Linked DNA regions of Mus musculus: region 1 is linked to region 2. A link is a loop called in an ENCODE intact Hi-C map of the cell type or tissue named here. Cell type or tissue: left cerebral cortex. All regions are shown on one strand. Each heading gives the region's core, and the rest is flanking DNA. Links, peaks and the distances in the headings are about the cores only.

Evidence for each region. Hi-C counts contacts between places; a loop is a spot of excess contacts. Peaks named below come from ENCODE experiments on the same cell type or tissue, not always from the same donor. Only the 100,000 strongest peaks of a DNase experiment are listed, where the experiment ranks them.
Region 1: it touches region 2 in a loop (2.2-fold over the local background); 4 of 42 quality-filtered maps call a loop at or near these places.

Annotation. Positions count from the first base shown.
Region 1 is chr9:103,778,865-103,784,251 of GRCm38, reverse strand. No RefSeq gene overlaps it. Among named protein-coding and RNA genes, the nearest start is that of Tmem108, 20 kb to the right of the region's middle. In left cerebral cortex, for the core only: no CTCF peak of the experiment used is centred there; DNase peaks (open chromatin) are centred at 725, 1,284, 1,749 and 2,632; H3K27ac peaks cover 1,158 bases.
Region 2 is chr9:103,838,290-103,843,676 of GRCm38, reverse strand. No RefSeq gene overlaps it. Among named protein-coding and RNA genes, the nearest start is that of Tmem108, 79 kb to the right of the region's middle. In left cerebral cortex, for the core only: no CTCF peak of the experiment used is centred there; a DNase peak (open chromatin) is centred at 2,267.

The DNA.
Region 1 (5,387 bases), core at 193-5,192, 59 kb after region 2:
ACCAAGGCTGGTTCTGGGACCTGACCATTGTGCACAATGCTCTGAGACTTATCAGCAACTTTTGCTTGGGAAAAACAAAGTCTCTTCTTCCATGAGAGACTGGATGAAGTGAGATATCCATATGAAGTGGAAAATCATAAATAATTGAAATGTAGGAATGGACATCCTTCACTCACATTCTCACTGCCTTTTAATAACATGGGAATACAAATACTCACCCATCAGCCTCCATAACTTACAGTAACTTATGCATCCATAGAGAGCCAGAAAAAGGAGTTCAAAGCTCTCCAAATGAATGAAACAGTAATGAGAAATGTCTGAGCCAAGACCATGTAATTAGCCTGATTTGGTCAGTCTACATTATACACCTGTACCAAAGCACCACGCCACAACTCTGTGCAATTATTAGGCATTACTTTTTGAACATGTAAATGTTTGTCCATATAATCTTCAAAATGTAGAAAGGACTGAATTATGGTTAGAAATCCTCTGATAAGTTATTGTGGTCATTTTATCTCACCTATTCCTGATATCATGGAAAATTCAAATTGAATCAATACGCTGGATCGTTGCCCAGCTACTTTTTCTCTATTAGGTCTGTGCTGAGTTGGCAGAGGAAGCCGCCGTGCTTTAGCTCCAACGAAAAAGATGACAGCTTGTGACACATTTGTCACAGGAGCCAGGGAATCCGAAGAATGACAGACAAACTTTAAAGGACCTCCTTTGCGCGTGGCAGTGGCTTTCCTTGCTGAGGGTCTGTGTTTTCCCCCCTTCATCTAGGAGAACATGAACCAATTACAGTCGTAGCCTGCCAGAAACGGCGCTCATGCCTTTGATCAGAAAACGATCAAGCACCGCTCGACTACTAGCTTGCTTTAGTTTGGACGCGTCAGTTATTAACAGGTAGAGTGTGAGCGTTTCATTGTTTGCTGAAATGTTGGCAGGGGTGGAGTGGAGGAGGAGAAGAACGGTGGTTGAACAAGGGGGCTGTGACCTCAGCATCAAGAATGTGTTAGACATATTGTGATTCATAACAGTAGCAAAATCACAGTTACGAAGTAGCAATGAGATAATTTTATGGTTGGGGGTCACCACAACATGAAGAAGTGTATTCAAGAGTCTCAGCACTAGGAAGGTTGAGAACCACTGTGCTATAACCATTCCTGTTTGTTTTTAAAGCCACTGAAGAAATGCTGTATGCTTACACATTCAGTGGGCAGTATCTAAAACTGGAGCTCTGAGCCCTTTTTTTTGAGTGTAGTATTTATAATATCCCTTATAATGCATTTGGAGCCGCAGTCCTGGCTACGTCTGTGTGAATCACCTAAGGAGCTTTTAAGCACTATCAAGGCCAAGCCCCACCAGAGAGATTCTGATTTAATTGGTCTGGGATGAGGCCCAGGCAAAGGTATTTTTTAAAAAGCAGTCCAGGTGTTTCAATATGCAGCCAGGATGGAGAACTACCGAGTTAGTGGCAGGAAAGCTGCTTTTACAGTGATTTAAATAAATGCAATATATAGGAGTTTTTATAACCTACATTAATTCAAAAGAGGTTTGAAATGAATTCCAAAAATGTATCTGTTGCGAAATTTTGGTTCTTTTTTTTTTTTCACCTTAAAAATTGTAATTAAATACAAGAAAATCTAAACAAGTTACCATTCTTTCCCCAGTGGTCAAGAAATGGAAAAGCTTGATGCTACCTAGCAACGGCAAGGGCCTGTGGAAACGGGGTTGCTGATAGGACCAGCATCACGGTGAAAACCCCGCCCAGTTCCTGAAGCCATGTCAGCAGAATCCATGCAGCTTTGATACAGCGTGTCTAGCATTTGTGCTTCTGGGAATTTGTTTGTAAAATGTCACCAAGATCTAGGCTTAGCAATGGTTCTCATAAAACATTTGCATAAAACACGTGGCAGAATTCAGAGGGTCCTTCACATGGGGGACCCAGTGGGGTGAAAAATTGATACAAAGCATGTAAGGATGGTAGACACTTAACATCTCCTTCACTGCCTTAGAGAGAACACAAGAGGAAACGTTTCCTACGTAGATAAGACCAGGAAATGGAAACCAGTGACATTATTCTACTATCTGGCAAAATAGGCCATAGGCAAAAACTAATCAAGAGCCAGCGAGAGGGCTCAGCAGGTAACAGAGCTTGCTGCCAAGCCTGATGACCTCTGGGAGTTCAACTTCTGGGATGCTGATAGTTGAAGTGGAGTTGTCCTCTTGAATCGCTCTTATTAATTTTTAAAACAGAATCTCAAAACTCTAAGAACTGTGTACCTATAAAAGGTGGCCTTCACTATATTCAAACTAGTCCTCAACTTTAATGGAAAAAAAAAATAAAGTAAACTCTGCTACCTGCACGCATTTCTTCCGTGAATATTTTTGCATCACCTACTATGACCTAGACACTCTCCCATGGTCATCCAATCCTGATGTGTAGAAAGCGCTGGAGATAATCTACAGTGATCAATGGAGTCCTTAAAAATTACTTGTAGAAAGAAAAAAAAAAGTGAAGAACTGTAGCGGGGACTGGAAATGGTGGCCAAGTATCTTCTTCAATTCTCAACTGAAAAACTCTTGAAGTCTGGTGTGAAGACATATTGCAGCCAATGGATGCGACACTCCCCGAAGCACCAATTTAGAAAAGCATTTTTGGGCGATAATTGGCTGTGTGAAACTCACATTTCCATGCAAGGAAGCCTCGTATTTTTGGTGGAAGGAGCTGGAGAAGGGAGGTGAGGAATGGAGGGGGAGGGGTCAGCATAGTGGCTGGAGGTCAGGAGGGCTCAGCAGCCCTGCCCCAGGCTTGATCGGGTCCATCTTGACTTTGAGGACTCAGCATCCCTCCCCATGGAGTGAATGAGCCGGGCATGCGCTGAGGACGCAGGGCAAAGCTCCTCCACGATTCATTTTCCGTGGCCTTGTCAAGCCAGTTGGCCTCTCTAGGCTTTTGTTTCTTACCATAACAGAGAGAGAAATGTTGTGGTAGGGAGTGAGGACGATCTGAGCGGAGCTGAGGGAGTAGGGAGCATGATCAAAATATGTCGCAGGAAAATTCCAAATTTAAAAAAAAAATAGTTCTACCAAAATAGATTTAATGGGTCCTTAGTAATGTTAGTGTCACAGGGTTTCCTTAAAGGTGGTTAAAATGTAATTTTTATGTTATTTACATTTTACTAATTGGATGATAATTCTTAATAGAAAAAAGTGGAGACAGATTTCTGGACCACCTTTCCCTTTACTTGAGAAAAAGTCCAGATTCTGCAGCAAAGCCTTGGGCAAACAGGTTTTCGTGTGACCTCTGGTTATATATTAACAGTCTGAGTCATCCAAGATGAACCCATTATCACCTTTCTCAAGAGCTAGCCTCAAGTGATTTCACAGGAGAGATGCTACACCTACCCACAGAGGTAATAGGCCTCCCAGACAGGCATTCTGGGAGGAGGGTCGAGCCCAGAAGCTCCCGGGATCATCGGTCCAGTCCCCACACAGGGCATAGAGAACTCTGCTTGTAGGCAGCTCAGAGGTCTTTTTGCTCACAGACATGCTCCAGTGTAGCCTGAAATGGCAAGCACACAGGGTTGTTCCTTCAAGAGACAGAATGCCAAACCTGTTTTCTGCTCAGAAGGCAGGAGCAGCTCTGCTTTCTGGCCTGGTAACCTTTATGCTGTATGTGTGACTTTCCGGCACCGAATCCTTCTCCAGATCTGTTCTCAGAAACTTGCTTTTCCTCAATCTATAGAACCCACCTTTACTAAAGGTATCACATGTACTTTCCAAAGTTTCAGTGTAGTTATGTCTGATCTGCATTTAGCTTACTTTGTTTCTCAAAGAATGCTTTGTTGTCCTTGCAGGATTGGGTTAAATATCACAAGAATAGCTTTCACCAGATTATGGTGTGTTTAAACCTAAAATAACCTAAAATAAATCAATTGGGGGGGGGTCAAACTCCTGAAGTTTAAACCAACACTGGCTACTGAGTCCTGTGTAATAATAATAGCCCTCACTATCGTGATGACAGGAACAACCACTGGATCAATTTCTACATATACAAAGCTCAAACCACCCGAGGCACGCCCAACCCCAGGATAGGAGTGGGAGACAGGAACTTCCCGATGGCAGAGAGCACGACTTCTTGCCTTGCTTGGCAAGCCCTGTGTAATCTGCTTCAAATATGTTATATTGCTCTATACCTTTGGTATGGTGTATTATTCTCTGCTTTTTCCTGTTACACTTATTTAAACCTCTTAAAGCCTCCTTAAAACAACACTTATTAAAACACAAGTCAAAACCTCTTCATCTGGGCAGCTGCAGCTTAGAAAACAGCCTTCTAGAAATGCATCTGGCTCTCCAGCTCTTGAGTCCTGGTCTAATTGCCCTGATTAGATGGTTTGGAGTGTCTGTGTGTGTGTGTGTGTGTGTGTGTGTGTGTGTGTGTGTGTGTATGTGTGTGTGTGTGTGTGTGTGTGTGTGTGCTCTCGCGCGCACATGTTTGCTATTTACCTCTGTGTAAGCGGGATGGTTACCCTACATGTTTCTAGGGACTTTCCGCACCCCATCTTCTATAGAAGTGCTGGAATGGTAGACATGGGCTACTTCTATGTAGGCTTTTACATGGCTTCAAACTCTATTGTCTTTACAGTTTCTCAGGGCATGCTTTACACATTGAGCCATCTCCCAAGGCCCTAAACATAATTTCAAGATGAATTTTCTGATTCTTCTTTTTTCAAATAAACGACAACATTTTCAAAATAAAAGATAAGGTGCTTTTGGAGTAGAGTAAAAATTTCTAACCCTGTTTCCTTATTTCTAGGGGCTAAAGGGGACTGGCTTTATATTCTGAATTTCTAGTGTAGAGCCCTTAACCATGAGAGGAGACATTGGTATTATTTCTCTAACTATACTACCAGAGGCTACTGCAGTCCTGTATACCATCCATTATCCACATATCCATCCTTCCTTCTACCCATCCATCCTTCCTTCTACCCATCTAATTATCTATTAAACATTTATGATTCTATGGGTTAGCCAAGGCATTAAACAGGTTCAGGGAGTGGGGATAAATAGAACTTTAGAGATGCTCATAGTACACTGAACACAACCACACTGGGATGTCATCATAGGAAAGGTTAGTTATAGTCCAAGGCTGCTTTAGAGGATATTGCATCTGTAACTTGAATTCTTCTTGACAATTCCCAGGTATAATAAGTGGATCATTTATGAGTTTGTGGATCCAGAAACTTGGAGAGATCTGTGCTTCAAGGAGTAGACCATTCCAGTTTACTGTGAACTGAAAAGGAGTGAGGAGTCTGGGAGGTACCACTTTCTTATATTAAACCACGCTGCTGTCCTAGGCTTTCTATGTTGTAGCAGTTTGTGTT
Region 2 (5,387 bases), core at 157-5,156:
CCAAGTATGATTTGACGTGCTGTTTGGCACACCCCCACAGCTTGGGGTCCTTTCAGGCTTCGTTACATTAACTGATTTGCATCCGGAAAATCTGACCTGATGGAAATTGATAAGGGCCCACAGAAGCATGCCATTCACATTTTTCTAATGCAAAATGTAATTGTGAACTGTATACTTTTCCATGTAAATCTGTTTATGCATGATTGTGATAGAGGGCATTGTCTTTGTTGATTTGCTTGTTTTGTTTTGTTTTTAGTATATAGAGGTCTAGGGCAACGCGTGTAGTTCAGAAAGAAAAACTGAGTATTTATTTTTAAAATCGTGATAATGTATAACCTAAAACTTATATTTTGATCACCTTCCTTTGAAGGTGAACACGTTTATCACACCACTGAGCGTGATACCACCATTCAGCCCAGAATCTGAGTTTTTAGACATAATAATAATGGCAATTTTGTAAGTGTCTTCACAGTTTTAAAAATTGATACCTTTTTAAAAAATGAACATCAGATGTTGCCTTAAATAGCCACATTGGAAAAAAAACTGCAATCAGGTCATCTATTACAATAACATAAAACTAATTTTACATAGGAAAATATACATATACGTGTATAATATAATGAGTGTGTATGTATTAGAGGTTAATTTCATGTCATTCCTCAGTCATCATCCACATGTCTCCTTGATTCAGGGTTGTTCGCTGACATGGAACTTGCCGTGGCAGGGCTGGCCATCTAGAAGGCTTTAGGTATCTGTCTGTCCCCAGGTCTACCCAATGGCAAGCTCTCACCTGCACCACTATGCCCAGTTCTTTCTTATGGGGCTTCTGGGAATCGAACTCTGGTTTTCATGATTGCATAGCATATCCTTTACCGCTGGGTCGTCCCACCAGCTCCAGTAAATGGACCTCTGTAAGAGAAAGTGTAAGAAACCACGCCCTTCCTATAGAAGGAGGCCTCAGCATTGAAGCACAAGGTAGGCAGCTGGACATTTATTAATGAATGAAGTAATTAGTAAGTGGTCATTGATGTCCCTATCGTTTCCCTGCTATGGGAAAGTGAGTGTTGCTCACAGAGCACATTCTATTGGTTCATCCTGAAAGCTTTGGTCCTTAGATCCTAGAGCACTCTGGTTTGAATCCCCTAAAGGTTCAGTGACCCATGCATATTCACTTTGGGGCCTATAAATGCATATACTTGCATGGTGTGTGACCCACAGAGATAGAAACATCAGACATAGGAAGTGATTGTTTTTTTTCTTCTTTGCCTCCCAGGGTTTCTGCCTTTTTTTTTCCGATCTAGCCCAGCCTACTTGGTCAGCAACTCAAGTTTGGAGGTCGTCTTCTGTATTCCTTTGGGCAGTGGCTGAGCCTTTGCAGTTGCATGTGTGTGTGTCTCTGTGTGTGTGTGTGTACTCAGTGAAAATCAGAATTGGCATTCTGGACATTGAACAGCCTCTGTGTGCCAGGTACTGTGACATCTATTACATAGGCTATTGCAAACGATCCCTAAATCCCCCTCCAAGTTAGAGGTTTCCTTTTAACTGCTGTCTTGTGTCACTGGTGCCATGTGACACCCCTTAATCCTTACAGCCGTTTTACCACATTCTTCATTTCACCAATAAAGAGATTGAGGTTAAGGAGGTTGCAGATGCATTTGGTAGAAACGCTGCTCGATGCCCTCTCACTATAACAAAACCCAGGTCTGCATTTCTAATAAAGAAAAAGGTTTAATTTAGCTCTTGGTTTCAGAGATTCCGCGGTATAGCTCCAGCATCATCTTGACTCTAGAGGGTTTCTTAAGGTGGGTGACAGCACATGGTGGAAGAAAGAACAGAAGGCACTGGTGGGCAAGGGGCCAGCCTGGGGAAGGGCCAGTCGTGCCCCTTGATAACACCTGGTTTTGTTGTAACTAAATGGTGTTCTGGGAAAAGGATGGCAATCCTTTCTGAGGGACAAAGTCCCCAATGACTTAGTCACCTCCCACTAGGGAACACTTCTAACACATTTTCCCTTTACTTAGTGTGACCACCCTGGGGACCAAGATACCAGCACATTAACCTTTGTGGGTCACCCTTAAACCACATCTAAACCCAGACAGTGCGGACTCAAACTCACTCCTGCCTGCTTTCAAGGTCTCTGTTATTTCTCTCAACTCTTTTTAGGTTTCCCCTTGGAGTCATCTGATTTCGAGTCTTGCAATTACAGCTGATCTTTTCCAGGCTTTAGAATTTTTTTTTATGCATCTTGACTCTTTTCTTGCTTGCCATTAGTCATGAGTGAGAATGGTGAATCAGCTCTTTGGAGTCCCGTGTCTTTGATTTGCTTCTGGGGAGAAACAGCCTGTTAAAGCTTATGGATATTTTAAATAACTGTAATTACAAGCACTCTACATCAAAAGCATGCACTGGCCAGATAGGTTTGCACATAGACATCCACTCTCATTATCACCATTTTGGAAGGGGCACAAGGGCTGGGTGTGCCGACTGCAAGGCAGATATACCCCTCAAACTTGCCCCAAAGGACTTTCATCTTAAATAAGCAGAGCTCCTTTAACCAAACATGTTGTTTCCATAGATGTTTCTTTACATTAAAAAAGAATATAAATGTTGGGGCTGAGGAGGTTGCTCAGTCAAGAAAGTGATTCTTTCATAAATAGGAGGGCCTGAGTTTGACACACACACCCAAACCACAATAAAAAAGACAAGAGCAATAGAACATGCCTATAATCCTAGTGTTGGAGAGATTCACTGGGCAGACTGTCAATCCAAATTGGTAAGTTCCAGGTTGTGTGAGTGACCCTGCTTTAATAAACAGTGTAGAGAGTGATGACGAAAGACATCAAACCTTGACCCCTGACCTCCACAGGCATTCATATACACTTGCATGTGTACTGTATCTACCATATCTGGATGCACATATAAGATCACACAAACATACCTATCAATATTTTAGTGTCTGGATTTTGACAGTCATAATATTTGATGTTCTAATTGAATTTTCTAAAAATGCTCTATTTCTATCTCATTAACAACAATGTATTTTTTATCATAGAAAAATTATGAAAAAACTAAATGGTGTTCTGGGAAAAGGAAGGGAATCCTTTCTGAGGGACAAAGTCCCCAATGACTTAGTCACCTCCCACTAGGGAACACTTCTAACACATTTTCCCTTTATTTATCCCACAGAGAAAAATAAAGACAGAAAGCAAAGAAGTCCATTTATTGACCTCCCTTCTTGGTTTCCCAGGAGAAAAGATGAACTATCTTATAGAACCGTGTGATACAACATCCTCCTCTGAATTTAGCTTAAAAAACAGATTTCTGAACATCCAGGTCAAGAATAAGTATGTGCTGAATAACAACACACTCATCTTCAGGATACCGTAGACTCGAGCTAGAGAGATGGGCCAATGGTTAAGAGCACTTACTGCTCATGCAAAGGACCTGGGTTTGATCTCCAGCAGCCGCATGGTGGGTCAGAACCATCTGTAACTCTTGTTCTAGGTGATCTGATGCCATCTCCTGGCCTCCAAGGGCACAGTGCACTGCATACATACAGTGCATACATACATACATACATACATACATACATACATACATACAGGCAAGAGCACTCAGACATATGAAGCAAAATAAATAGGTAAATCTAAAACAAAACGAATGCTATGGACTCTTGAGAGTTGGTAAGAAATCTCTAGTTTGTAGTCTTCTTTCTCTATATCTTAGCAATTGTTTTACACAGAAACACATAACAAGGCTCTTGGTGAAATTTAATTTGTATTCGTCTTTAATAGATGGTTTAGAAATTATATTGAATTGTCATGAACATACATGGGCGTGTGACCATTATTGGTCATTTTCAAAATTCACCCCCCCCCTCCGTAGAATAGAGCACTTTCAGTTCTTTATAGGTAAGAGGCTCCTCTGAGAGAGTGGGAAGGCACTCATGCAAACACCCAGCTCCAAATCCCACACTTCCTATGGAGGGACACATGGAGCAAGATGATCATACGCCCATCACATCAAAATGGGATTTAGCTGTTGTGGCCAGGAAGAGAGAAACCATGGCTCATTTATTCTCTCTCTCTCTCTCTCTCTCTCTCTCTCTCTCTCTCTCTCTCCACGTGCCTGAACTTTAAACTCATGCTGCTTTGCAGAACACTTCAGTGAAGACTGCACATGTCTTTTCAGCAGTAGATTAAGAGGTAGAATTTTGATGAAGAGGGGGCAACCTGTGAGGAGTGTTCAAGAAACAAATTCACAAGAATAGTTTTCAGTCTGTTTGCTCATGTAATCCTGCCTGCTTAGTACCATTTATTACTTTCTAGGTGATCCCAGATCAAAATTTACATCACTGTAATTTTAGCAGATCAAAATAAATGCTTTCCCCCAGGACAGTGATCTGCCTTAGAGTTTAAGCCAGTAGTTCATGGCATGGTGGATGTGGGATCATTGACTTTACCCACTTCCCTTTCTCTTTCTTTGTTAATGGGCTTCGAACCACACTCACATTTGGGTCCCATTTTCCTTCACCCTCTATCCAGTCTCTCCCTATGCCTGTCCAATTTGCCTGTCTGGAGAAATGACTCTCCCATCTTGGCTGTCACTGCTCAAATTTATTCTTATTTGGTTGACATGACGTAGAAGTCTTTCTTAGGACTGGGGACCATTGGCATGCAGGATGTCCCGTGGAATCAGATTTCTTACCAATTCGCATAACTTATGTGGTGGAATGGGTTTATGGCTTCTGGAGAATTGTGAAGTTACCTAGGGCAGACTATCTCAGTCATCATTGCCCAGAGCATCATGGACTCCAGATCAGTGATATGCTGTAGATATGAAGGAGTAGAGGCATGTAGCAAAAATAACACTTGGGAAACTTTAGGTTAGACGGGAGGTATTGTTCTGAGGAACTCTTCATTTGCTTATACTGAAAAACAGTAAGATAGTATACCTGCTCAAGCTCACTTTATAATCTGAGTCCATTTCCCCAGACTATGTTAAATTGTTTGGAAAGGAAAGGGGACACAGACCCTTCAAGGCACACACACACACACACACACACACACACACACACACCTCAACATGTCATCAGAGTGTGGGTTTCAGAGGTCAACCTGGACATATAAAGGAAGCATTGTCAGGAGAGGGTATTGTCAGATATGACAAGCTTCATAAAACACTTTGAGAGGAGACATTGCCTTAATCTCCACTCGAAGCTCACGAAGGTCTCACTGGACAACCCTCAACTAACACAACCATTGAAGAAATCACATTTAGTGGGGAAATGATGGCAATCTCTGATACCGCAATGAAACAGACAAGCAGAGAGAGCCACAGGAGAGCCCGCATTTAACTTCACCATAGTTGTGATTTGAATCTGAAAC